Linked DNA regions of Homo sapiens: region 2 is linked to region 1. A link is an interaction called in ENCODE POLR2A ChIA-PET data of the cell type or tissue named here. Cell type or tissue: endothelial cell of umbilical vein. All regions are shown on one strand. Each heading gives the region's core, and the rest is flanking DNA. Links, peaks and the distances in the headings are about the cores only. Region 1 overlaps EPN2 (epsin 2). Region 2 overlaps EPN2 (epsin 2).

Region 1 (15,691 bases), core at 3,661-11,660:
CTACTTGGAAGGCTGAGGCAGGAGGATCGCTTGAACTGGGAGACAGAGGTCGCAGTGAGCTGAGATCATGCCACTGCACTCCAGCCTGGCGACAGAGCGAGACTGTCTCAAAATAATAAGAATAATAATAATTCCATGTGAAGTATGTCCTTCCCCAGTAGGCAATTAACACCTGGGTTCTAGCCAATGGGTAATTTTCTCTCTGGTCTTAAAATGTCCTGGGGAGGCTGGGGTGTGAGCATTTTCCCAAGGTTTGAGCACTCTTTGCAGCTCCCCAACCAAGGAATGGTAAACAGCTATGTGTTGGTGCTTGCCCTGCACTTGTGGGAGGCCCTGGAGGCTTGGACTTGAGTTTGTTTTGTGAACTCTTTAAGACTCTGAGGTGAATAAATCAATGTGAGCAAAAAGTTGTATTAAAAGGCCCCTTCCGCCCCCCCCAAAAAAATATCCTAGCAATAAAGGGACGCAGTTGTTTTGTTTTGTTTTTTTTTTCCCCCCTGAAAGCAAGTCCTCCCTGTGTGCCTTTTTTTTTTTTTTTTTTTGAAGCGGAGTCTCGCTCTGTCACCCAGGCTGGAGTGCAGTGGCGCGATCTCAGCTCACTGCAGGCTCCGCCCCCGGGTTCACGCCATTCTCCTGTCTCAGCCTCCCAAGTAGCTGGGACTACAGGCGCCCGCCACCACGCCTGGCTGATTTCTTTTTGTATTTATGGTAGAGAGGGGGTTTCACCGTGTTAGCCAGGATGGTCTTGATCTCCTGACCTCGTGATCTGCCCACCTCAGCTTCCCAAAGTACTGGGATTACAGGCGTGAGCCACTGCGCCCAGCCCCCTGTGTGCCTTTTTGATACTCAGAGCTGTCCTGGGATATAATGACTATACTATGGATGACAAAATTTGGGAAACATCTGATTGGAGAAAGAATTTGTATGTCACTTTATGAGAAGCAGCTGGGAGATGTAGAAGTATGGGCATTTCAAGGACAGTTTCATGACTGAGGCCAGTGTCAACCTGAAAAATATGGAACACGTGATCTAGAGGCAAATAATGGTTATAAATGAAATGCCACCAAGAACTTAATCTAATTGAGAAGACAAAGTTACTATTTGTGAGACAGAAGCTAGCAGTTTGTTGAGCCATGATTTTGATTCTTTGTCAGGGGGTCAAGAATGGAGAAAAAATTTAGAAGTCAGGGAAGCTATCAGGAGAAGGTAGGATTTGAGCTGGACCTTGAAGAACAAGAAACAGTATCCCTAAGTGGAAGGCAGATGGGAAGGTATTTCGGATCTCAGGAACAGCAGGAGTTAAAGCTTGAGATGGGATGGGGTAGGTGCTTGAGTGTGTGCTGGCTCCTGCAGCTGGTGACGGGTGGATGCCTGCTGGGAGCAGTGAGCTCCCAGGTGGCCAGATGGCCACTGGCTCTGATGAGACAGCAGCCTTGGGGTTTGGTTTTCTGGGTAGTAGGGAGCAGGGTAGGTCTTGAGTGGGTGCCACCTCAAGTGTTTGAGAAGGGGGCCCTGCGGAGTAATCTCTGTGGGTGGGGGCCTGGCCCAGACTGGCTTCCTGAGACTGGCTAGATAGCAGTTCTAGAGATGGAGAATGAAGAGAAGCCAGAGTTGAGTTGTGTTTAGGGAGTAAAGGGGGCCTCAGTGCTGGCTGGGAAGTTTGGATTTGACTCCCTGGGAGCCTGCAAATCATGTGGCCTGGAAAGCTAGAAAAATGCCCATGATGGGGCCCTACCCCAGACCAATCAAGGGGGAGCCAGTAATTTTTAGAAGTGCCCCCAGTTAATTCTCATAGTCTGTGTGGGTTGAGAAGCTGAGCTGTGTGCTTGGAGGAGCCTCTGGGAGTGTCAGGGATTGGAAGGGGAAAATTGAAGCCAGAAGAAGCCTTTGAAGTAATGTGGTGCGGGGACTGGGTTCCTGAGCTATTGTAGAATGACTGTGGATTGGCTGGTGGAATCAGGGCTGGAGAGGAACTGGCAGAAATGATCACCCTGGCTGAAATACGCCTCTAAGCTACCTTGGTAAATAAAGAAGGACAGCTTAGTAGAAAGTTTAAACAAGGGATGGGCAGAAGAGACTGTGATCCACCTATTTGGCAAGCCTCCTTTCAACCTGCATTTTAGCCACAGAGCAGGCACAGCAGGTTCTTATCTGTTCTCTCAAGCTTGCTAGCCAAGTTCCTCCCCACACCCTAAATTGTAATGACTGCAGCAGATGGTACATGTAAAATTTTAAATTACATTTCTTTAATTTTATTAAAGATAGTTGTAATGTGGAGTTACTAATTTAGATAGATTCAGTTTATTAGTCAAAGTCTAGAAGTGGGATTTTACATGGTACAGTTAATGCATGTCACAGTGTCATTGTAATATATGGTATTTCAGTCAAAAAATGAGTTTATAGTCCACTTCATTTATTCTTTACTTAATGCTTATTGAGCACATATGTATTATGTGCTGTTGGCTGGGAACGCCTGAGTGAATAAAATTTAAGTTCCTCTTACATTTCAAAATAGTTTTTGGTCTGCAGATGGTGGCTCTTGCCTCAGTAACAAGTAATATTAGCTTTGGGAGATAGCTGGGGGAGGGAAGTTTAGAAAGTGGTGTCAGACACTAGAATGGAACCTGGGAACCAGAGAAGGCTTCGAGGAAATAGTATGTGAGTCGAGTCTTGAAGGAAAAGTGGGAGTTCTCAGGGACAGAGATGAGAGGATCCCTGGCCGAGGGAGCTGCATTATGCAGAGGCCTGAGCTGAGCAAGGAGGGCGCAGAGGAGGAAGAGCTGGACATGTGGCAGAGGCCCAGCTGCCTGCTGACCAGACTCTCCAGGCAGGACAGGCGAGCTTGGTGAGGTTTGACTCATGGGCTGTGGTTTTCACGTAGCCTTTTGGCGGTGAGTGGGCAGGACTGTGGGCCTTCCACCCCACCTCTAATCAGAGCATCTCTGTGCTGGTGAAAGTGGGGAGCTAAAAAGAGCCCACTTGAGAAGTGTTCCTCTGCTGTTGAAGAACAACCGAAGTTATCTGGAGCTGCAGTGAGCAAGCTGGCACCCTGAGGGTGGCTGGGAGGGAGAGGTTGGAGGTTTCTTCCAGAGGACCTGAAGAGCCCTCACTTTTTTCTGTTTGCAGTGAGATGGATGTTCCCTCCTCTACTCCAGGCCAGTTTCCCAAGGCCTCTGGGTAATGTCTATGTGATTAAACAGTCTCTTGGGAATAGAACTCCTTTCAGTTAAGCAGCTCTATTTTCCAGAAATCCCTGGATAATTTTATGACCATGTGGTAAAGGTAAGGGACCTTGCGTTAACTTGGGGTGAATGTCAGAGAGCTGCTGTGTGCTAGGCTCCGTGCTGGGCACCCAGGAAATAGTCCTTGCCCTTGACTCTGCCCAGTCTGGACTAGAAAAGTGGTCCTTAGGTGGATTGAGCTCACAGATGTGTTTTGTTTGTGCCTCTTTCTAAACATTGAAATTGGTTGCTCTGTCAGTTTCCTATGGCTGCTGTGACAAATTGCCACAAATGCAGTGGCTTAAAACAATGCAGTTGTATAGGCGGGAAGTCCGACACAGGTCTTAATGGGCTGGGGTCATGGTGTAGTTAGAGCTGGTTCCTGCTGGAGGCTCTGGGGGGGAACCCGTTTTCTCTGCCTTTCCAACTTCTTGAGGCCTTTTGTGTTCCTTGGCTCGTGCTCCTTCCATCTTTAAAGCCAGCTGCGGTTTTCCACTCTTTCCCACGTGGTTTCTCTCTGACCCTGACTCTTCTGCCTCCCACTTCCACTTTTAAGGATCCTTGTGATTACGTTGGGCACACTGAATAATCCAGGATACTATGTTTTAAAGTCAGCTGATTAGAAACTGAATTTTTTTTTTTTTTTCAGACGGAGCCTCTCTCTGTCTCCTAGGCTGGAGTGCAGTGATGCCTATCTCGGCGCACTGCAACCTCCGCCTCCCTGGTTCAAGGGATTCTCCTGCCTCAGCCTCCCGAGTAGCTGGGATTACAGGTGTGCGCGACCATGCCTGGCTAATTTTTGTATTTTTTAATAGAGATAGGGTTTCACCATGTTGGCCAGGCTGGTGTCGAACCCCTAACCTCAAGTGATCCGCCTGTATCAGCCTCCCAAAGTGCTGGGATTACAGGCGTGAACCACCATGCCCTGCCTAGAAACTTAAATTCTAACTGCTACCTTAATTCTCCTTTGCCACAAAACCTAACATATTCACAGGTTCTGAGGTTAAGATGTGGTTATCTTTGGGAGGCCACTATTTGTTGGTCATAGTTGCCAATATTAAAAACAGGAGATCTTACATAGCCTCCTAGTCTTGCAGCTTCATTGACAAATCAGAACACTTGGCAGCCTGGGGCCTGTACTGTTGCCTGGTAACAGTGGGTCAGAGCCAGTGTCGGCGCCATCTCTAGTTGGGGCTTGCGGGTGCCAGTTCTCCACAGACTTCCACCCTCCACATGGTGCCTGCTTATTTCCCCTGGTTGTCTGGTCCCTGCTCTGGGGACACAGGGGCTTACACAGAGTCCAGTCAGGGCAGAATCCCCAACGCAGGGTGGCTGAGTTTGTCTACCTTTCTGTTCATACCCTGCTACTTGCCCCCCTGCACCTCCCCCCTCACTTACTGCCTCTATACCCTTTCCCTGAAGCCTCTTCTGCCTCTGCCTGGCACACACTGTCCCTCCTCCTCTCTGTGCCCTTCTCTCTCTGACCCAGGGCTCTACATTCTGCAGCATCTCTGGTGCTATTTTAGGTGGGATTGTTTGTGCCATGATTCCTTGTCTCTTGTCCCCTCCTTTTCTGGCACCCAACACTAGTACATTCTGATGCCTTCCCTTTTATGTCTTGCATTGGTGTTTGTGAAAAGCAAGTCTTTATAGTGTACCTTTAGAGCAATATCCATTAAAAACCAGGATCACACAACAAGCATGTAGTTGAACATCTGTGTGCCTTGCACTCTCCTAGACATTGGGAATGCCATGGGGACTCCTGCCCTACCTCTAGTTCTAGAAGAGGGATAGGGGAAACAAATGGATAGGCAATCACAGTGTCAGCTTCTTACTGCATCTGGAGAGGCAGGATCTTGCTTCCTTCAGCTCCCAAGCCTGGAGGTGAGCTCTCTTTGCACTGTGTGTTGGGTGGGGTTGTTTGTGGGGCTCTGTTAAAAGCGTTTCAGTGGAAGATCCCTGAGTTTGCAGACATCGCCTGGACCCCCAGCTTGTAGTTGAATTTTTTTTTTTTGAGAAGTGCAGTTGTGTAATCTCAGCTCACTGCAACCTCTGCCTCCCAGGTTCAAGCGATCCTCTTGCCTCAGCCTCCTGAGTAGCTGGGATTAGAGGTGCACGCCGCCACTCCTGGCTAATTTTTGTATTTTTAGTAGAGACAGGGTTTCACCATATTGGCCAGGCTGGTTTTGAACTGCTGACCTCAGGTGATCTGCCCACCTTGGCTTCCCAAAGTGTTGGGATTACAGGCGTGAGCCACTGCACCCGGCCAGGTAGTTGAGTGTTGAGCAGGCAACTTGGAAGCTTGGATATCATACAGGTTGAGTATCCCTTGTCTGAACTGCTTGGGACTAGAAATCTTTTAGATAGTAGACTTTTTTGGATTTTTCAGTGTTTGCATATGCATAATGAGATATCTTGGGGATGGAACCCAAGTCTAAACGTGAAATTCATTTATGTTTTGTGTATACCTTACACCCATAGCTTGAAGATAATTTTATATAATATTTTAAATAAGTTTGTGTACAAAACAAAGATTTGACTGCATTTTGATTGTGACCCCGTTGCATGAAGTCAGGTGTGGAGTTTTCCACTTGTGGTATCATGTTGCTGCTGCTCAAGAAGTTTCTGATTTTGGAACATTTTGGATTTTGGATTTTCACATTAGGGATACCTAATGTGAGAGAGACTAGGCCGCACAGCTCCCTGCACTGCTGCCTGGTGGTCTGAACTGGGGCTCTGATTGTTTTCTGAGGGGCCTTTTGTGTGCCTTCTGTGAAGGGGCCTGCATTGAGTGAGTCTACACTGTTGGGCTCAGTGTGGAGCATACCTGGTTGAGCCACCAGAGTTTGACAGCTTAAGGGCAGCCTGTCATTTTATCTACAGAGTATATTAATGATAAAGATCTTTGGAAACTTACTTAAAAACAAAATGAAACATTTCATGATGGAGGATTTCAAACAGAAAAATAGAATAATTTAGTGAACTCCCATCACTTAGCTTTAACAGTTAATTCTAGGCTCCCCCTACCTCAGATGATTTTAAAGCAAATCCCAGTATTCACTTTATTGGAAAATGCTTCAATACATATCTCTAACAGATAATGGACTCTTTATAAACTTATTTTTAAGTGAAGACTGACCACCAGCCTTCCTAATTCTGATTTTCATATTTCTGTGTTTGAAGCTGATTTTTTAAAATTGTGGAATAATGATTATATTTACACAAAATCTTGATTGATTGACTGAGATAGGGTCTTGCTCTGGCCCCAGATTGGAGTACAGTGGTGTGATCTCTGCTCACCGCAACCTCCGCCTCCTGGGCTCAAGCCATCCTCCCACCTCAGCCTCCTGAGCAGCTGGGGCTACAGGTGCGTGTCACCATCGCCGGCAAATTTTTTGTATTTTTTTTAGAGATGGGGTTTCACCATGTTTCCCTGCTCCAGACTGGTCTTGAACTCCTGAGTGCAAGAGATCTGCCTGCCTGTGTTGGCCTCCCAAAGTGCTGGGGTTATAGGCATGAGCCACCACACCCAGTCACCATGTTAAGGATTTAAAAGTGAACAATTCTGTGGCATGTGGTACATTTATAGTGTTGTGCCACTATCTAGTTTCAGAACTTTTTCATCACTCCAAAAGAAAATCCATACTCATTAGGTAGTTGCTCCTCAATTTCCCCAGCCCCTGGTATCCGTTAACCTACTTTCTGTCTCTATGGGGTTTGCCTATTCTGGACATTTCATATAAATGCAGTTATACAATATCTGGCTTTTTGTATTGGCTTCCTTCACCTAGTATGTTTTCCAAGTTCATCCATGTTGTAGCATGGATCCAAACTTGATTCCTTTTTATGACCAAATAATATTCCATTGTATGGATATACCACAATTTATTTATTTAGTGGTGGACACTTGGGTTGTTTCCACATTTGGCTATTGTAAATAGTTGCTTTTTTTTTTTTTTTTTTTTTTGATACAGGGTCTCACTCTGTCACCCAGGCTGGAGTGCAGTGGTGTGACCATGGCTCACTGCAGCCTTGACTTCCTGGGCTCAAGGGATCTTCCCACCTCAGCCTCCTGAGTAGCTGGGGCTACAGGCCTGGCTAATTGTTGTATTTTTTGTAGAGACAATGTTTCAGTGTTGCCCAGGCTGGTCTCGAACTTCTAGGTTCAGGTGATCCGCCTGCCTCAGCCTCCCACAGTGTTGGGATTATAGGTGTGAGCCACTGTGCCTGGCCAATAGTTGCCATTTTAATTTAACTTGTCATTGCTTAATTTGAAATATGGTGATGTGCTGCCTGGATCAAAAAGAAAATGTCACATGTGAGAGGGCAAGACAGTGATCTGCTCTTGACTCTATTTATTGCAATAAACACATTTTGAAAGAACTTATAACAGTCGTGGTGGCTCATACATGTAATACCAGCACTTTGGGAGACTGAGGCAGGATCACTTGAGGTCAGGAGTTTGAGACCAGCTTGGCCAACATGGTGAAAACCCTGTCTCTACTGAAAATACAAAATTAGCCAGGTGTGGTGGTGCACATCTGTGGTCCCAGCTACTCAGGAGGCTGAGGCAGGAGAATCACTTGAACCCAGGAGGCGGAGGTAGCAGTGAGCCATGATCACGCCACCGTACTCCAGCCTGGGCGACAGAGCAAGAATCTGTCTAAAAAGAAAGAGAGAGAGAGAGAAAGAGAAAGAAAGAAAAAAAGAAAGAAGGGAGGGAGGGAGGGAAGGAAAGGAAGGAAAGGAAAAAGGAAAGGAAAGGAAGGAAGGAGAACTTATAACTGAAGTATAGTAAATGTAACAGAGCTCACGCCTGTAATCCCAGCACTTTGGGAGGCCAAGGCCGGTGGATTACTTGAGGTCAGGAGTTCCAGACCAGCCTAGCCAACATGGTGAAACCTGTCTCTACTAAAAATACAAAAATTAGCCAGGCGTGGTGATGCATGCTTGTAATCTCAGCTACTCGGGAGGCTGAGGCAGGAGAATCCCTCGAACCCAGGAGGCAGAGGTTGCAGTGAGCTAAGATCGCACCACCGCACTCCATCTTGGGGGACAGAGCGAGACTCTGTCTCAAAAAAAACAAAAACAAAAACAAAAACAGAAAACTGTACTATATATAATGTTAGTATGTAAGGGACTTAGAGGCCTCTTCTGATTGTTTCTGGTGACCATTAGTCCTGCTTAACAGACTGGTAGTCTGATGGGCAAACCCCACCCTTCTTAGTCTTGAGGTTTGAGGATGAGTAGTGGCCTTTCTGAGCACTGGAATGGAGGTGGGTGATCAACAGCCTCTGGGACTTTTCCCCACTCCTGAGTTACAGGGACAGACTTCTGTTTTCATGAGAGTCATTGACAAAGGAGCTTGTTTTCCTGGATACCAAGTCTGTGTCTTTGTTTATGTACCTCAGCGACATAGGCAAAGAGTCTGTGCCTTTGTCTTACGTTTGCATTGTTGTGATGGCATGGTTGTCAGTGTGGAAAGTGAAGTGGATTTGGTGGTGTGTTTCATGTGCAGGGCATTGGTTTCAGCTAAGAGTTTGTTTCCAGCTAGGAGTTAGAGGGCAGCCTCTAATGAGTGGCCAAGTGCTGACTGGTGGGCACCCTTCTCAAGGGCTACTTCTGTGGAACTGTGCTTTGAGAGATGCAGTAAGAAGTAGCCTGTGTCACGTCTTTGGTGGATGTGGTCACAGCGTTGGGGTGCATACTCCGCCGCATCATGCTGTATGTCTTCTTTTGGAGGGTGTGAGGGAGGCATTTATCTCAGGTCCCAGGACAAGGAGAATCTTCTGTAGTGAATCTGGTTTGTTTTTTATCTTGTGGAGAGTGTGAATTCTCTGGCCACTAGGAAGCTCAGTTCAGAGCCATCATTTCCTAGCTGTAATGTGACCTGCACTTTGGGTTCTAACCTGGCCTTCTGGCTCAACTCCTCCACCCCCTATTTCCTTATTGCTTGAGTTTCTTCATTTACTTTATTTATTTATTTATTTATTTATTTATTTATTTATTTATTTATTTTCTTGTGTTCTCTGGATTTCTTTAACCCAGTGAGTCTCAACTTTGACTGTACCTTAATCAGCATCCTCTGGGGAGAGTTTTTTTTTTTTTTTTTTTTTTAAGTGCCAGTGCTTGGCCCCCATCCCTTATGTTTGATAGATTGGATTGATTTTTTTTGAGACAAAGAGTCTTGCTCTGTTGCCCAGCTGGAGTGTGGTGGCTCACTCATAGCTCACTGTAGCCTCTAGCTCCTGGGCTCAAACAGTCTTCCCTCCTCAGCCTCCTGAGTAGTTGGGATTACAGGCATATTCAACCACATGTGGCTAATTATTTATTTATTTGTAGAGACAGGGTCTCATTTTGTTGCCCAGGCTGATCTTGAACTCCTAGCTTTAAGCAATCCTTCTGTCTCGGCCCCCCAAAGTGTTGGTATTACAGACATGAGTCACCAAACCCAATCCCTCCTGTTTTTTATTTTTTATTTATTTTTTTTGAGACGGAGTCTTGGTCTGTTACCCAGGCTGGAGTGCAGGGGCGCGATCTCAGCTCACTGCAAGCTCTGCCTCCTGGGTTCATACCATTCTCCTGCCTCAGCCTCCCGAGTAGCTGGGACTACAGGTGCCCGCCACCACGCCCGGCTAATTTTTTGTATTTTTAGTAGAGACGGGGTTTCACCATGTTAGCCAGGATGGTCGCGATCTCCTGACCTCGTGATTTGCCCACCTTGGCCTCCCAAAGTGCTGGGATTACAGGCATGAGCCACCGCGCCTGGCCCCAGTCCTTCCTGTTGTAATTGTTCTGGGATGGGGCCTGAGCAAAAATGTTTCCAAAATTCTCCAAAAGCTGGGCGTGATGGCTTGCACCCATTATCCCAGCTACTCAGGAGGCTGAGAGGGGAGAATTGCTTGAGACCAGAAGTTTGAGGCCAGTCTGGGCAACATAGCAGGACCCTGTCTCAAAAAAAAAAAAAAAAAAAAAAAGTTCCTTAACAATTTGGATGTGTGGCCAGGTTTGAGAACTGCTGCTTTAGGCCATTTCATGTCTTTTTAGCATCAAGGCAGGGATAAGTAATCAAAAAGGATGGAGTCTGGGAGGATAGAGGGACCAAAGGCCAGTGGTATGAGCTCAGAGAAGCCTCGTAAAGGGGATTATATAGCGTCCAGTGGTTTTCGGCTGGTGGCACCCCGTGGGAAAGCTCTGAGGGGCTCCTCTCCTTGTCTAGAACCACAGGAGAGAGACTCAGCTCCTGGAGCTGAGTGACTTAAAATTTAGCTGTGAAGTCCATGGGCCTGTCTAATGGTGGCACAGCTTTGTAACAGGGTCTTCTGGGCCTTTCAGGACCCAAGTCCCACACTTGGAGCCTGATTTGTGCTTAATACCTATTTGCTGTATAATGTGATTGCAGAGAAGACTTGACAAATAAAGAGAACATTTAAAACATGGTCTTTGCAACTAATCTGGTCCTTCCTGTGCTTTAAAAAAGAAAAAAATTCCCACTGTCCCTGCTTTAAAGAGAAACAAGAAATTACAAAAGAAAACACAGACTTTCTTGATTTAAAAGAATACTGGTAGAAGAAAATAGCAAGTCGCACAAGAAATTACTATGTAATCTGACTGCAAAGTGTTGGGTAGATTTTAACATTTGAAGAAAAATGTTTCTTTAAGCAAATGAAACCCTAATTTCTCCCTTCCCCCTCCAAAAAACCCCCTAGATTTTCATTTAGCTATTTTGTCTTTGAACAAAAATCTTGCTTTTTCCCCCTTCTTTGCCTTTGCCCTCTGGTAATCAGTAGTTTCCAAAGACTGTGTAAAAGTCAGGTCTACCAAAACAGAATATATGCCACATGGTGTTTGCAGGCTGTGTTTCTTTTTTGTGCTAGGTCCCATGGAGATTGTTTGGAATGCCTGTTTTAATGGTCATCAGAGAAAATTCGGAAAGTATGCCTAAGTAGGATGGACCAAACTAGCACTTGACCTATAGCCTTAGGACCTATACGTCAAGTCCTAGTTCGGTCTGTAATCAATGTTAATATTTTGATTTATTTTCTCTCTCTCTCTCTCTTTTTTTTTTTTTTGACACGGGGTCTTGCTGTCACCCAGGCTGGAATGCAATGGTGCCATCTTGGCTCACTGCAACTGCCGCCTCCCGGGTTCAAGTGATTCTCCTGCCTCCACCTCCCGAGTAGCTGGGACTACAGGCATGTGCCACCATGCCTGGCTAATGTTTTGTATTTTTAGTAGAGACAGGTTTTTGCATGTTGACCAGGCTGGTCTCAAATTCTTGACTTCAGGTGATCCACCCGCCTTGGCCTCCCAAAGTGCTGGGATTACAGGTGTGAGCCACCACACCCAGCCCGGTTTATTTTCTCTAGGTAAATTGTGTTTGTTTAGTCCTCAGGGGTCTTTATGACCTCTGTAGCCATCATGGGATGGCTCAGAGCTTTCCCTTGACTGGCTATACTGGGAAGAGGTCAGCTGCCCCCTGTGATTTGTTTTCTATTCAAGGAAGCTTTTGGTCCCAGTCTCCCATGTTCCAGGTGGTAGGTGTCCCGCAGCCCGTCAGAGGTTTGGGAGGCCAGGAGGGAGCTGTCTAGTAGGGGAGAGGCTTTGCTGGACTTATAGGGCGTGTTAACCAGTTAGATGTGGGTGAGGGAAGAGGAATAAGCACTGACTCAGGTGGCTGCTGGTGCTGGTGCTGATGCTGATGCTGAGACAGTGTGGAGGAGAAAATTGGTCTGGTGAGGAAGATGATTTCAGTGCTGGACAATGGGACCAAAAACTGCTAGCCCTGTGTGCACTTCAGAGGCTTCCAGAATGGGGCAGAAACACTTACTGCTCTCTGGGCTTCAGTCTCCCCATCTATGATATAAATGAGAGAGTGGGACTAAGTGGTCGCCAGGTCCTTCCCAATGCCAGCGTGCTTTGATTCTGTCTTTTAAGACTCTGCCTTCCTGGGTGAGAGTCGCATTCCTGTCAGCAGCTATCTGGTTGTTTCTAAGCATATTCTTCTCCGTTTGGTGACGTTGGGTTGGGTTGGGTTGACAATGGGAAATTGGCAGTGGGTGTCAGCATATTCTTTCCACACAGTTTATTGCCTCTCTTTTCAGGAGTTTTCAGAAGGGAAAACAGGCCAATTCCTCAGGAAATGTGTTTGCCTGAGACTCAGCAGCTAACTGTGATTTAACCTAGAGAGCTAGTCCAGGCTGTGGGTCTAGCCAGTGTCTAGTAATTTCCTTCTGGGGGCCCTTGGCGTCGATGCTGCGTGTGGACAGCGCGGTTTGTGAGACCCTGTGAGCAGGGTTCCCACACAGGGAAAGGTCTCTGGTTCCCTGCCCACTGGTGTTAGGCCCACCTGACTGGTCACAGAGCCAACCCCAGCCTTCCCACAAGAGTGCAGCCACAGGGGTGAGACCGCTGTGTCAATGAGTCTAGCCGACGGCCCACCACGTGTGTGGCCCATACACATTGGAAGTCTATGTGTGTGCCACATCATATTACCAACTGGTGGATATTTAAGAAATCCATTTGATAGAATTAAAAGGCTACTGTGAAGGAATCTTTTTTCCATTTGGAAGAAAAAATCAGTTTATAATTTGGAATGGGGAAACAAATATTATCTGCCTTCAAAGAAAAAAATTCATTATATAACATAGCGGCTGCTGAATCAAGTCTTGGAAATTTGTGATTTTTTGAAAACCGCCCTATAAGGCTTATGGAAATACAATTTGGAATCCATTAGCTTCAGGTGTTTCTCCTTTTGGTGATAGGGAAACATGGTTTTGCTGCTGTTTTTGTCAAATGTGAGAGTCGTAGGTTATTGATCTGGCATCTTTTGAGTGTTGGGTCTTTTTTTTTTTTTTTTTTTTTTGAGATGGAGTCTCATTCTGTCACCCAGGCTGGAGTGCAGTGGCACGATCTCGGCTCACTGCAAGCTCCACCTCCCGGGTTCACACCATTTTCCTGCCTCAGCCTCCTGAGTAGCTGGCACTACAGGCGCCTGCCACCACGCCTGGCTAACTTTTTGTATTTTTAGTAGAGACGGGGTTTCACCGTGTTAGCCAGGATGGTCTCAATCTCCTGACCTTGTGATCTGCCCGCCTCGGCCTCCCAAAGTGCTGGGTTTACAGGCATGAGCCACAGCGCCCGGCTGAGTATTGGGTCTTTAGGGGTCAAAACTTTTGATCTTTGCTTGCAGTTTTTGTTTTTTTCTCTTTTACACTCTCCCTGTTCCCTGATTAAATGAAGGCCAGGCTTGCCTAGTTCCAGGGAAAAGGCCAAGGGTGCCTAGAGCAAGGTGGATGGGACTTTGTTCGCAGATGGGCCTTGAGAGAGCGACCCCTCGCTCCTAAATGCCCGGAGGAAGGGACGGACTTCTTTATCTTTACCATGGGTATTCTGCCTTACTGCTTTGGCCTGTGGCGTTTCTTCACTTGCTTTTCCTCATTTTGCTTGGAATGTGCTTTGCCTGTTGCATACCCACCTCGTCTGCCCCCTTGCACACTCCATGGCTGGCCTAAAAGCCCAGTCTGCTGTCCTGTGCCCTTTAGACTTCCACTGTAGGATTATGTTTCCACACTCCCTGTGGACTGTGCCACTGGAGCTCTCTGCAGACAGGGACTGTGTCAGGTTGACCTCCATCCTTCAGCACCAGCCCAGTGCCTGGCAGGTAGCAGGAAAGCAGAAGCTGAGGAAGGACTTGCTGCACAAGTGGATGCCAGGAGCTCTGGTTCTTCCCTTCTTGAATCTGCTACCTTATGATGGGAGGGACACAGGGCTGTGCTGGATTTGTGCACGATGCTTTGGACAGCCCATGGGAGAGGGCCAGGAGGAAGGAAACCCAGACTGAGTGGATAGCAGGCTGGATGGGGGCATTGACAGTGGGGGAAGCATTAAAGGCCATTTATAGCCTTCCAAATGTGAAGCTGGAGGGGCCTGGAAGAGAGTCACAGAAAGGAAGGGACAGACGCGGGACGGTGCAGGGTCCCTGCCCTCCAGCTTCACAGGTCTTGGTAATGGGCTCTTACACGGGTTGGTGGCGGAAGGACACAGGTGGACCTGGGCTGGTGGTCACTCCTGGGCTGCTCTTGGCCCTGGCATCTGAGACCTGTTGGCCAAAGGCTTTGATGTGGCTCTGGTATTTTTTCTTTTTTTTGAGAATGGAACTTTTTTTTTTTTTAATGAAATGCTCTTTTGAATAGGCAATACAGTCACGTTTCTAAAATGAAAATATATTAAAATATATTTTAAGAAATTTTGCCCCTCACTCCTGATCTCATCTCTGTCCTCCCTCCTCCCTGGTAACCACCTGTAGCAGTTTGAATACCCTTCTAGTTTTTCTTAATGCAAGTACAGCAAACACAAATTGTGTATTATTATTTCTCCCTTTTCAGTAAATGAAAGATAGCATTCTGTGTGTACTGTTCTTCATCTTGTGCTTTTTTTAACTTATTGTAGAGATTTTTCCATATCAGTGCATGGAGAATGGTTGTCATTCTCTTTCAGCTGTGTTGCACTGTGAAGTTGTCCCTGTTTGAATACTCACCCCTGAGGAAAGGCACCTGGCTGTTTCCAGCTTGTTTCATGACATGCCGGCGACAGTTGTCTCACGTGCACATCGTTTCCCACATTGCAGTGGTCCTGCAGGGTGGCATCCCGCAGGCACATTGCTGAGTCAAAGAGGAAACACAGTTGTAATTTTGACAGATTTTGCCCAGTTGCCCTCTACAGGGCTTGTTCCATGTTGCACTCCCACTGGCGGTGTTGATGCCTGATTCCCCACTGACTCGTCAACACAAGGTGTAGTCAAATGCTTGGAGTTCTGCCAGCCTGACACTTGTAAATAATATCTCAGTATAGTTTTAATTTGTATTTTTCTGAAGAGGAGCTGATCATGTTGTCATATGTTTAAGGACCATTTATAGTTTTCTGTGGACAGTTCTTCGATTTTTCTCTTGGGTTATTGGTTTTTTCTCAATTTCTGAAGGTGTTTTTTATATTTTTGGAAGGTTAGTTCATTGTCTTATGAGTTATAAATTTTTTTCAGGCTAGGAATTATTCTGATCTAGGCAGAGTCTTTAAATAATTCTATTCCTCCCCTTCCCTCTGCCCCATCTCCTTATGTTTGAAGATTTGGACAGTGGCTTTGGGACAGAACCACACCTTTGGCTTCCTTCCAGGATTTAAGTTAATTGGCCTTAGACACATTTTCGGTATGAACTTATGATAGCGTGGATGTGTTTGAGGTGTATCAGGATGGGCTACATGATGTGAGAACAGCCAACCCTCTCACCTCAGTGGCCTAACAGCAGAGGCTCATTTCTTTTTCATGGGGCATGTCCAGTGTATGTAGTCAGGAGACTTCACTCATAGTCACTCATGAACCTAGGATGATGGTGGCACAAGCTTTTTGTTTTGTCTTATTTTGTTTTGTTAACAGTTTTATTGGCTGGGAGTGGTGGCTCACACCTGTAATC
Region 2 (11,845 bases), core at 1-8,000, 84 kb after region 1:
CCTGGGGACCAGCACATCCTTTGGGCCTGGCCCAGGAGTGGAGTCCATGGCTGTGGCCTCGATGACCTCCGCGGCCCCACAGCCAGCTCTGGGGGCCACTGGTTCCTCTCTGACACCACTGGGCCCTGCAATGATGAACATGGTGGGCAGTGTGGGTATACCCCCATCAGCAGCCCAGGCCACTGGCACAACCAACCCTTTCCTTCTCTAGTGCCTGGGCCTGGGACCCACCCAGAGCACCTGTGCTGGAGGATGCCGAGCAGGGACTCTCGTCTGTGGGACGGGATCCAAGAGTTTGGGGATTAGGGGTATTAGGGCTTTTCAGCTCCAGCTTCCTGATGAAAGGGCTGTCTTTACAGCCCCAACCCTCAGACCCTCGCCTTCCAAGGCAGGCCCCTCAGCCTGGCCTGCTCTCACCACCTCCTCCAAAGCACTGAGGTCCTGGCAGGGCTCCTCTGAGGCCTTGGACGAGGACGTGGAGTCATCAGTGTTGCCCTTGCCCCTAACCTCAGCCCGAGGGTCTCCAGGATGTTGCCTGGCCCAGGACTTGGGACAGTGGCCTTGTCTTTGTCCTCCCCACCCCCCAGCCCTAGGGACACCCCAGGCAGTCCTGGGTGTGGACACGATGAAGCACCGGCTCCATAAGACACCTTTTGGGGAAGTGGTTGTGCATATTTTATTTTTCTTTGACTCGTGTGAGTTCAAAGTAAACACCACCACCGTGGACAACTCTTGAATTAAATCCACTAGAGCGAGCTTTAAAACTAATCTGAGCATAACCCCCAACGTGGCTCTATGCTTGTGTACCTTTGCACATATTTTGTTTAGTACAGTTTCATATTTGAGTTTGCAGAATTATCTAATAGTCTTTTTTTGGCTAATATTTTTATAACGTGGTTCTTATTTAACTGTCTAGTTTTGATAGAATTTACCAGGTCTGGCTGAATGAAGATGTTGGCACGTGTCATTTTAGTGGTTTAAATCCTCTTATTTATGGTTTTAACTCTAAGAAAATTTTAAAAGGAAGAGATGTTTGGATGACAAAAAAATGCCTTATTGAAAAACTAAAGCAAATTCTTTATAGGAAGAAAATATGGGAATTTGATTACACATAGATGATGATGTTTATTTAAAAAAAAAACAACAGCAACAAAAAATCCTAGCCTCCAGTTGCCTTTTCCTTTCTTTAGCTCCTGTTTTTGGTGAATTACTAAACTGATTGACTTTCAGCCTTTTTGGCTAGATCCTGAGAGGCTATTTTTCTTACGAATATACCAACATCCTGAAAGTTAAAGAAAAAAATCTAATGTATGAATGTGACTCACCAATTTTTATCAACTAATTCCTTTTTTTTATTAAAGGCATGCAGGGATTAACAGGACTTCTGTTTACAATGGAAATCTGAAATGGAAGAAACATCTTTAACCTTGTGTGTCTGTGATCTCCTCTGTCTTAATCCACGCTCAGGCTAAAGATGGGGATAATGTGGAAATGGCAGTTGTCCCGAGGGCGTGGGGTGGGGGGTGCTTCTGTGCCCACGGGTCCCTGGGCAACAGTCCCTAGGCTAAGACAGGGGTGGGGGGCTAAGGGACCAGGGCTGGCCCTGATCCACCTACCTGCTAACTCCAGATATTATTTTTAAGTTGGAGACCTAAAAATAATTCTCTTGTATTTTGGAGATGAAGAAAAAAGTCATTCACCTGGGAGGGATTTTTAACAAACATGCACTAATATTACCTCCCTCTTCCAAACTCCTACTGTCCTCACCTCACCCACCACTGTAAAAGTATTACGTCGTGCATTAAAGACCAGAAAAGACTTGCTTTTACCCAGGGAGGGGACATTCCCCCAATCCTGTGTCTGGGCAGCTTGCCTGGTGGATGTTTCTGGCCCTTTTTCCACCATGGGAATTTCTCACCTCTAGCTCTAAGGGCAGCTGACCACCTGCCAGCCCCTCTCTGGTTCCAGAAGATTACCCTTCGCACCGGCACAGGAGAGATCTTAAATGGTCTCTGGGCTGCTGGGACATGCAGGCTCTGAGTGGGGACTGCACCCACTCATGCTGTTCCTGAGGCCGCCCTCTCCAGTCCCAGGAGCCGTGTCTAGAGTTCCTGACCAGCCACCTTCTGCCAGAACTGCAGGCCTGCGGCTGGGTCTTAGGCTCCCGCTGCCATTTGGGTAAGCCGGTGGCTGGTCTCGTCTGCCGGGGGAAGGGTGGGGAGGTGCAATGGGATGGGAGGCAGGATGCTTGCCCAGAAAGGTGCTTTCCTTCAGACGGTGCAGGGCCTGGGCCAGCCTTACAGGTCAGTAGACTAGACTCGACTACTTGGGGTCAGTGATTCTTTTGTAACGAGTCTTTCATGATGTGACTTTGAGGCCCCAACATGACAGCCACTGGGCCACCGGGACCCAAGAAGACAGCCCCCTGCCCCATCTTCTGGCACAGGCCATCCCGAGTGCATGTCCCTGTTGCCCACTGCACTGATCATGAAGCCACCGGCCACTGCCACGCATGTTGCACCTGTGCCATCGTGCTCCCTCCTGATGGGCACCGTGGTGGAGGAAGTCACCCAGCTGTTTCTCAGTCCCAGAGGCCGGTGGCTGGTTTTGAACTTGTGTTGACTGTTGATACTTATTTACTGTATAAATATAATTTATCATTTGTACCATGATGCGGTTTCTGGCTGTGTCCTTCTCCCACCCCATCTTCATCAGTCCTGTGCCACTGGAGAGGTGGGAGATGAGGGAGCCGATTCTTGTGGAGCTTGGTCTGCAGTTATTGAGGCCACCAGCCTGGTCCTAGTGCCCGCGTGAGCTGGGCATTTGGTTGCCCCTGAACCTCAGGGAAAGGGGGTGGGAGGCGTGCCTTTTGTGAGGTGCTGAGACTGGTGGCCTGCACGGGTGTGCTGGGGGAAGTGCTAGCCACTGCCCTTTACCCTTCTGTGTCCGCCCTCTTAATGCGGCCTTGTCACTGGTGGAGGCTGCTTTGGATGAGGTGGAAGTGACAGTGTGCCGGGTCCCCAGAGGCTTCCTGTGCTCTGCCTCCTCTTGTGTCCATGCTGCAGAAGAGCTGCTCTGGGAAGCCACTGCCTGTCAGCTGAGGCAACAGAGGGAGGGAGTGCGTGGAGCTGCCCAGCCAACTGCGTGTTCCTGAGAGGAAGGGCCTGTTGGAGCCACTGGTTCTTAGGTGGCTTGCTGTGCAACAGCTGACCGACAGAGGGCCTGTGCCTCAGAGCCACCAACCAGACGAGGGCAGCGGCGGGAGGACACGTGCATCTCCAGGCAGCAGAGGTGGAAGAGGTGCTCTGGTCACGGGAAGAGGCAAGGCCGAGGCAGAGGCGGCTGGGAGACCCTGATGGGAAGGGTTGGAGAGGCCTTGAGACGAGCCTGGAGGGAGGTCTGGGACTGCCCTGCAGCCCTCTGCTCTCTGTGCAAGTGCCTGGCTCCTGGTGTCCACCCAAGGATAAGCAGACAAGCTTGACTCAGAGCTAGGAGGCTAGGGACTGGTGGCAGGGGGTGCCCGTTCAGTGCAGGGGACAGGAGAGAAAGAAGGGTGTGTGGGATGCTCTTGGTTACGCTGCAGTAACACATCTCCAGGTCTCAGCGGCTTCCCGCGGAAGTTTCTCACAGAAGTCAGTGACTCAGGGACTCAAGCCGCTTTCATCTTGAAACACTGCTATCTTTGACAGACAGCCCTGAAGGTGGCTATGAAGGGAAAAATGGACAAGGGTCAAGCATAGATTTCTTACAGCCAGGCCTGGAATTGCCTCACTGCCACTCACACCAGTGCCAGAATTAGGCCCTCGGCCCCCATCCAGATGTGGGGTGGGTGGGGATGGGCAAGTGCAGGCTTCCTTAGTGGTGGAGGGTGGGAGGTGGGGAAATGGGCTTGGTTAACATTGCCAGTCTCTATCACAGCGGACTGTCTGGCTCCCAGAGAGTTATTTCAGTCTTCTTCTCAAACATAGACAGTAAGGTCCTGTGTCCTGGGCTCTGTGGAGTACAGAGCCTTCTCCAGCAAGGCAGACACAGCCTATAAACTAGAAAGACCTATGATCTGTGCCCTTCCCCCAACAATAACAACAAAGCAGGGCAGGGGTCAGTACCCACAGTCCAGCTCCATTTGGAGGAGCAGAGAATGGGAGACTGCCCCACAGTGCTGGAAGCTGCCGCACAGACTGAGGTCGCCTTGCGGTGAGGAGGGAAAGGACCTGATGGTGCCCTGCTCTGGGCTCTGCCCCCTGGTGGGGAGCTGGCCTTTTTTGTATTCCCTTGGCTGCAGCTCTTGGGCCAAGCTCAGCTTTCTCACCTGCTGCCTGTGGGTGGATGGTTCCAGGCCAGGACCTGTTTTGAGTGAGCCAGAGGCTTCAGTCCAGGCTCATGGACTTTGCACACTTCCATCAAAAATGTGGCAATCTTTGTACTTCTAATCAGTTCCATGTACAAATAACTGCATTATTTTGGTCAGAGTGTTACTTTGGTGGCCCCTGATGGACCTTGTCTCCCAGTGTGGTCTCCGTCACCTGATGGGCGTGGCCATATGACTAGATGGGGCCAGTGCCATGATGGCAGGAGGGGCTTGATAAATGCCTGCACATGGAGCTTGACCTCTTGGCATGTTCTGCTGGCAGCCCACATGTCGTACTATGAGAACTTCAAACACATGGAGAGGCCACATGGGGGAGAACGGAGGTGTTCTGTCAGTAGCCCCCATGAGCCCCAGACAACAGCCCACCATGTGAGTAATCATCTTGGTCAGCTCAGTGGAATAGCTCTAGCCAGAATCAAGTGTAGCATAGCCACCCAGCTGAGCCCAGTCCCCTGTAGGATCATGAGTGATAAATGATAGTGGTTTTAAGTGACAAAGTTTTGGGGTAATTTGTTACACAGCAATGGACAACTCAAGCACACACATAAAATTCTTTCCTAGACATAAGCTGCCTTATTTCCTTGCTGCCTTACCTCCATGCTTCTCTCAATTTAATGGTAGCTACCATGAGGCCATCTGGGATCATGATGGGAGAGCCACCCCCTTAATTCCGTATTTACCAAAAGACCAAGTTATTTTGTTCAGATGAGAAGTTTTATTATGCCTTTATTGCTGAAAGCAATTTTGAATCTTACCTTTTCTCATTAGAGTTTGAGAAAGTCTTTTGCAACCTTTTGATGCTAATTTTTTTTAGATTGTTGCCTTTCATTTCTGCTTGCAAACTAGCCAGTTCTTTCCTCCTTACTGTGATAGCATTCCAAAATGCAGTCAACAGTAGCCAACTCACACTGCACATCCTATCTGGCCTGTCCCTTTCCCCTAGAGCTGCTGTCTCTGGGGCACATAACCTGCCTCCCAAGTTAGCATGAGAGTCTTAGCAAATGTCTTGTACTTGCATAATATAGATCTCCTGCTGTCCAGCTTATGAGCTGTATTCTTTTTGCCTGCCACGCAGCTGCTTAGCCAACAAGAGTTTGTTTTTTCTGTTTTTTGGCTACAGCAGAAACCCACTCCTGATTTTCATATCATTTGCAATAGAATAGGCTATGCAGGATCAAATAACCCCAAGCTCTCATTGGCTGAGCACAGTATCTTATGAGTGTTTCTCACTCACAAAAAGCCTAATGGAGATGTTCCTGGCAGTGCTCTGCAAGCTGGGGTGCCCAGACTCAGGCTCCTCCCTTATGATGCTGCTTTCTTCAATGTGTGCCTCAAAGGGTGCCATGGACAAGAACGAGAAGTGCTTGTGTGACCCTGAAGTGGGTCAGACCTCTCAGTGGTGAAGATCCTTTTCATACTTTGCTTTGGCTAGAACTACCCAAATGGACCCACCTTGATACAAGGGGCCTAGGAAATGTAGTCTTCTGGTGTGCCAGGAGAAAAGGGAGATAGGCTGGTCAACATGCAGCTTTGTGACACCGACAGCATGGACAGCAAGTAAGCGTGGACCTGCAGGCCGTATGCCTCGACTGTCCTCATGGAGGGGGTCCCACATGCCCAACCCCCCCCCCCCCCCGGCTTCCCGGGCACTCGCGCCTTCAGCCTCTTAAATCTCACTGCATCATCTCTTACCTTGACTGGGCAGGGATGCAAGGAGCTTTGTGAAGTGACAGTGACATTTCTGTGCCTTTGGGGCTGGGTTGTGCATTCTTTTTTGAGATGGAGTCTCCCTCTGTCGCCCCGGCTGGAGTGCAGTGGCACAGTCTTGGCTCACTGCAACCTCCACCTCCCGGGTTCAAGCGATTCTCCTGCCTCAGCCTCCCGAGTAGCTGGGATTACAGGCGCCCGCCACCATGCCTGGCTAACTTTTTGTATTTTTAGTAGAGACGGGGTTTCACCATGTTGGCCAGGCTGGTCTTAACAGTCCTGACCTCAGGTGATCCGCCTGCATCAGCCTCCCAAAGTGCTGGGATTACAGGCGTCAGCACCATGTCCGGCCTGGTTGTGCATTCTTAAAGTATTCTTGGCCAGGCGCAGTGGCTCATGCCTGTAATCCCAACACTTTGGGAAGCTGGTGCAGGCGGATCACCTGCGGTCCGGAGTGCAAGACCAGCCTGGCCAACATGGTGAAACCCTGAAACCCTGTCTCTACTAAAAATACAAAAATTAGCCAGCTTCAGTGGCAGGTGCCTGTAATTTTAAGCTACTCGGGAGGCTGAGGCAGGAGAATCACTTGAACCCGGGAGGCAGAGGTTGCAGTCAGCCAGGACCGTGCCACTGCATTCCAGCCTGGGCGACAGAGTAAGACCCTGTCTCAAAAAAAAAAAAAAAAAAAAAAAGAGTTACGCATTTTGTTGTACGTAAATGTCCCCTCAAAAGAACACACTAAAGCCAGACACTGGATTCTGGTTAATGGTAAGTGTGCTGAAATATACAGAAGGTGGAGTCCTGATTTCACAGTTTATTTTGAAATGCAATAAAAATAGGATGGATTGAAGCAGGGATGAATAGTTGGATATATGTGAATATACAAGTACGGAACAGGAAATTGGTAATGGTAAAATCTAGGTGGTGGGTATGTGGTGTTCACTGTAAAATGATGTCAACTTTTCCACATTTAGACATTTCAGTAATGTTGAGAAAAATTGGAAAATTAAACATAACCAGAAGAGGGTGACTTAGTATTTCCCAGCTGCTGACAGGCTGGACAAATGGGGCCTGAGGCTTGTACGTGCACACCACAGGCTAGAGGCTTCAGGGAAGCTTCAGGTCCCCTTGATGTGGACCAAGGCCAGTGCCCTGGGTGAGGTGAGGCCATGGACAGAGAAGACAGCTTTCCGGGGAGCTGTGATAGCTGTGATAAAATGGGGCAGAGGACAGGAGCAGCTGAGGGTGCTGGGCTTTTGCTCTGTGTCGTCCCATGACACGTGGGGCACATGTGGAGGCTGGCGTGAAGGAGCCCGTGTAGGAAAACTCACGATGGAGGGAGAAGGGGAGAAGAAAGACCCTTGAGAGCACTGTATCTCCCACACACCTGAGGCATGTCCTCAGGTAGGGTAAGGAAGGCAGCTAATGTGGGGTGGTTGTGGGAACAGAAGGGAGCGCCTTAGCTAAGCTGGCAGGGAGGGTGCTGGAGGCCTGAAGAGACAAAGGCTGTTAAGTTTCCTCAGAGAATGCATGAGGGAGTTGTCTAGGGAAACACAGACCTGGGCCATGGATGGAACGCGAGCCGTTGTGGCTCTGGGGGCTCAGGCAGGTGCAGGGCAGGCGAAGGAACAGCTGGCTGTCACCAGGGTGGAGACCTTGCCAGGTGAGCATAAACGAAGGATGGAGGGCACTATGGGAAGTGCATGCAGATGACCAAGAGTTCTAAACTGGGCTGGGAGGAAAGCAAGGAAAGAGGGGCTGATGGTTGGCGAAAAGGGGCTGGGCCAGGAGCTTGGAGGGCCTGGTGGTTTGAAGAGCACAGGGAAGCGCCACATGAGGGAGGGCCTGGCCTGAGGGAGGGATGCCTCAATCCAGACTTTGGAGGCAGTGCCTTCACCAGTAACAAGAGATATGCCTGCCTGGCTGTGAGGGGTAGAGGTGAAGACAGACTGTTCCAAGTGAGGAGGTTGAGGAAGAGGCAAGGACACACCCCTGCTCTAGGCTCACCGCACATGGGGAGTGGGAGGAAAAAGATTCCACTTAAGAGGGCTGCAGGGTACTGAGTGGGCTTCAGTAAGGCCAGAAGGCAGAGGGAACTTCCTATTCCGAGAAGATGGAATCACAGGAATTTTGCTGACAACAGACGATGAGTTTCAGAACGCACAGTGAGTTGGGGGGAGGGCACGGGAGTGCTCGTGAGATAAAAGGCAGAAGAGGGTCGGCCCAGATGGTCTCAGGGCAAGTGCCATGACGACAGTCCAGGGCAACATGGGCGAGGCTGGGAGGTGGGGGTTTGCCAGGAGCCTGTGGTTTCTCTTGGATCCCGCTGAGGGCAGTATCTAGGCTGGGGCACCATGTCTGCCGAAAGCTCAGTGGCAGGGCAGAGAGGGCCTGGGGCTGCCTCGTGAGGTGCGAGGGGTTCTTGTGAAGGTGGGGAGGCCCAGGGTCAGGGCCTCCCAAAGTAATGCTGAAGGGGCTCTGCTTCCAGAAGGGCCTGGACAACCTCAGAGGTCAGGGTGTTGAGCCAGGGGGCTCACCTTCCTCTCCTGCCAAGGGGCTGCCAGAAAGCTGGACCCCAGCCAGCGGCCTCCCACCTCTGAGAGGTTTCCAGCCCCCATCCTTGGACTGTGGGTAGGGGGGCAGAGAGGGGAGTGGGCAGGCTGAGGGTCTGCCATCCCCCGGGGTACCTCACCATTCCAGCTCCCAATAACAGGGTTCTGTCCTTGCCAAGGGAGGCTGGTGGCCAGAAGCATGGCTGAACGGGTGATTCTACTTAACCCCAAGCCTCTAAGGAGGGTGCCATGCCCAGTTAGTTCAAGGAACAATGTGTTGCGGTATAGAAAAGGCCACACAGCTTTGAGTGGCAGAACCTGGTTATGTCAAAGCTCCCATCCCACATGCCATCCTGCTGCACGGTCTGGTCTCCTGGCAGCTTCCACGGCACAAGGGGTAGGGACAGGGAGAGCCCTGGAGGTGGGGCCAGGAAAGGCCCAAGAGCCCCCAGCTCCTGTGGGGGAGGGGCTAAACAGGAGAGAAGGCAGCCCCAGGCCTAGGCTCTCTGAAAATGAGACTTTATTATACAAAACTATTCTGTGTGCCCCCAGCTCTGGCCACCAGGCTGCCCCTCAGGCCGATGGGCAGCGGCTGACTTCGGGAAGGCAGCCCTTCATTATCAGAGACTGTGCAGCCTGTGGAGCCTTCACTGGGGGAAGCTCTGGGGTGGGCTGGGCCCCAACACACCCTGTGTATCAGAAGGCCCAGTGTCATAGCCCAGTTTCCTCATGTCCTTGGTCACCACGTTGAAGAGGAGGGTGACAAAGCCCTGAGAACGGACACGGGTCACTGGGGACAGAAGGGCAGCATCAGCCAGGCTGGGCTGGGGCAGAGAGAGACCCAGGTTGATCTGGGAATCTCAGCCTCAGCGTTCTCATCTGTAAAATGGGGACAACAGTGCCTGACCCAAGCCCCTCACTGGGAGGTAAAGGGGCTGCCGGGACAGGCAGACATGACAAACCCTCTGTGCTCCAACCAGGCCCTCATCTGGGAACATTTGTGGGCTAGCTCCTATGTGCCTGGCAGGTCCCCGGCATTCACCCCAACCCTGGGCCCACCCACTCCCAGGCTGTAACCTGTATGGGGGATGGGGGTAAGAGAGGGGAGGGAGCTTTACCTTCCCGGCCTTCACCCTGAGCCACCACCTTGGGGTCTGTGTACTCGGGCCGCCGCCCCATGAACCAGCTGGGAACACAGAAGAACACAGGTGAGCAGGGCCCCACCTGGGCATTCCTGGTCTTGGACGACACTGGATGTGGGCTCTCCTCGGTTCAGAAACCAGCACTCTTGTTCCAACCGCACCCCACCCCCACCAGGAGTCAGGCCCTAAGCAGAGCCTTCCCAGTGGCTGGGCTCCAGCGTGGGGTGTCCCTTGCCGAGGTCACACAGCCTAGCCAGGCCTCATGTGCTCTGCAGCCACGCTGCCTCCGCTGGCCGGTTAGGCTTTTCCATCTCTGGCTTCCATGGGTTTGGTTCACTGGGAATGAGAGCTCAGGAAGATTCTGGGGTGGGGGTGCTACCTGAACCCCCAGAAATCCCAGAAAAGTGACAGCAGCTGAGGTGGGGGAGGGGAGGGGACAGTGTGACCCTCCAGCCTCCCTGGAAGGGGGTCCCACCCCAGAGAGTCTGTGGGGTGGGCAGAAGGGCCAGAACGGCTCCTCAGCCTTACCTCCCACTAGTGTGGGGTCCAGGACATGTCACTTCCCATCTTGGCACCCACCGCAGGCCCTGCCAGGGGCGGCACACAGCCACCAGGCTGAGCATGCGCCCTCCCCAGCCCCAGACCCCAGTTGGGCCAGGCGGGAGGCCAGGAGGCCGGGGGTGTCAGGCCCCGCCGCCGACACACCCACGCGAGCCGGAAACAACCAGGAGCACTATTCCCGGCCGGGTGGGTCCAGCAGCCGCGGGCTTCGCCCCGCCGGGACTCGCGGCCGCGCCTCCTCTGTACCACAGCTCCCAAGGTCCCCCCACGGACACACCCGGCCCCGAGGGTCGCTGGCAACCATGCCGACCCAAAAGCCCACGCACCGCCCTCCCCGCGGCCTCTCCGTCTCTGAGGTGGGCACCAGCGCTCACCTGGGGCGGCTGCAGAGGGGCCCAGGCCAGGGAGGGGCTCTCAGCTGCCGCAGAGTTGGCCTGTGGAGACCACAGCCAGGGAGCACTGCCCACCAGCCCCCAACCCCAAGGAGGGAGCCAGAGAGTGAAAGCCAGCAGGCGCTCCCCAAGGGGAAGGGATGGGCAGCCACAACCCCTGCGCCTCAGTTTCTCCTTTGGGAGAGCAAGACTCTCACAGCACCCACCTCACAAGAGGCTATGTATGAGGACTGGGGCCTGGGAGCATCCCCACTGTGCCCAGCAGATCCCATCCCGGAGCTCACATGGAGCTCCCGTTCCCACTGAATTTCTTTCCTGGGGTCCACCCGGGTGGTCTGCTTAGCTGGCTGGGGTTGGGGAGACAAGACAGGCTGTTCTGGGAGAGCATTCCAGGCAAGGACCTGAGGCAAGGAAGGACCCCTCAGACTGCAGGAACTGAGGTAGATGGGAAGCAAGTGGGCAGAGGCCATGAGGTAGGCAGGGCCCGACCACCGGCCTGGCAGCATTCTGGTTGAAGTTCATTCTGACAGAGACAGGTTCTAGCAGGGGAGGGGTGCAGCCCCAGTTGTGTTTTAGGAACACCGTTTTTCTTGCTATGTGAAGACTAGACTGGAGGGGTGGCAGCAGGCTGAATGACGGCCCCTCAAAGATAGCAGATCCTAGTCCTGGGAAACCGTGCACGTGACCTTATTGAGAAACAGGGTCACGTGCACTTTGCACAGATATGATTAGGCTAAGGATCTTGAGGCGACTATCCAGGTGGACCCTAAAGGCCAGGACTCGAGTGATGAGGCCACAAGCCAAGGAAGGCTGGGGCCACCAGAAACTGAAAGGGCAATAAACAGAGTCTCCCCTAGAGCCTTGGGAGGGAGCACAGCCCTGTGGTGCCTTTTCTGGGCCCAGTGACCTGGATTTTGAACTCTGGCCTTCAGCATACATTTCTGCTGTTTTCAGCTATCACATTTGTGTGTTTTGTTGCAGCAGCCACCGTGGGAAACGAATACAGTGGCCAAGAGTGTTTGGGGCAGGCCCTAGGCCAGCGCTGGAGGATGTGGGGAGAGGCTGGGAGAGGGGTGGGGATGACCGAGGTGTCAGCCTGAGCAAGGAGCCTCCATATCTGGG

Evidence for each region. Peaks named below come from ENCODE experiments on the same cell type or tissue, not always from the same donor. Only the 100,000 strongest peaks of a DNase experiment are listed, where the experiment ranks them.
Region 2: POLR2A ChIA-PET joins it to region 1 with 10 read pairs; 6 of 35 experiments call an interaction of 5 or more read pairs at or near these places.

Annotation. Positions count from the first base shown.
Region 1 is chr17:19,246,245-19,261,935 of GRCh38, forward strand. All of the region lies in intron 1 of EPN2 (epsin 2), which reads left to right. Among named protein-coding and RNA genes, the nearest start is that of EPN2, 17 kb to the left of the region's middle. In endothelial cell of umbilical vein, for the core only: no CTCF peak of the experiment used is centred there; a DNase peak (open chromatin) is centred at 8,607; H3K27ac peaks cover 307 bases.
Region 2 is chr17:19,334,044-19,345,888 of GRCh38, forward strand. EPN2 (epsin 2) reads left to right here. Exons shown (of 11, transcript NM_014964.5): 11 at 1-2,672. The coding sequence ends at 211. B9D1 (B9 domain containing 1) reads right to left here. Exons shown (of 7, transcript NM_015681.6): 6 at 9,747-9,814; 7 at 9,132-9,418. The coding sequence ends at 9,276. MIR1180 (microRNA 1180) reads right to left here and starts at 10,531; the gene lies at 10,463-10,531. RefSeq lists enhancers at 1-558, 7,309-7,876, 11,553-11,845 and silencers at 3,949-4,158, 11,553-11,845. In endothelial cell of umbilical vein, for the core only: a CTCF peak has its summit at 4,244 (motif pointing left); a DNase peak (open chromatin) is centred at 4,228.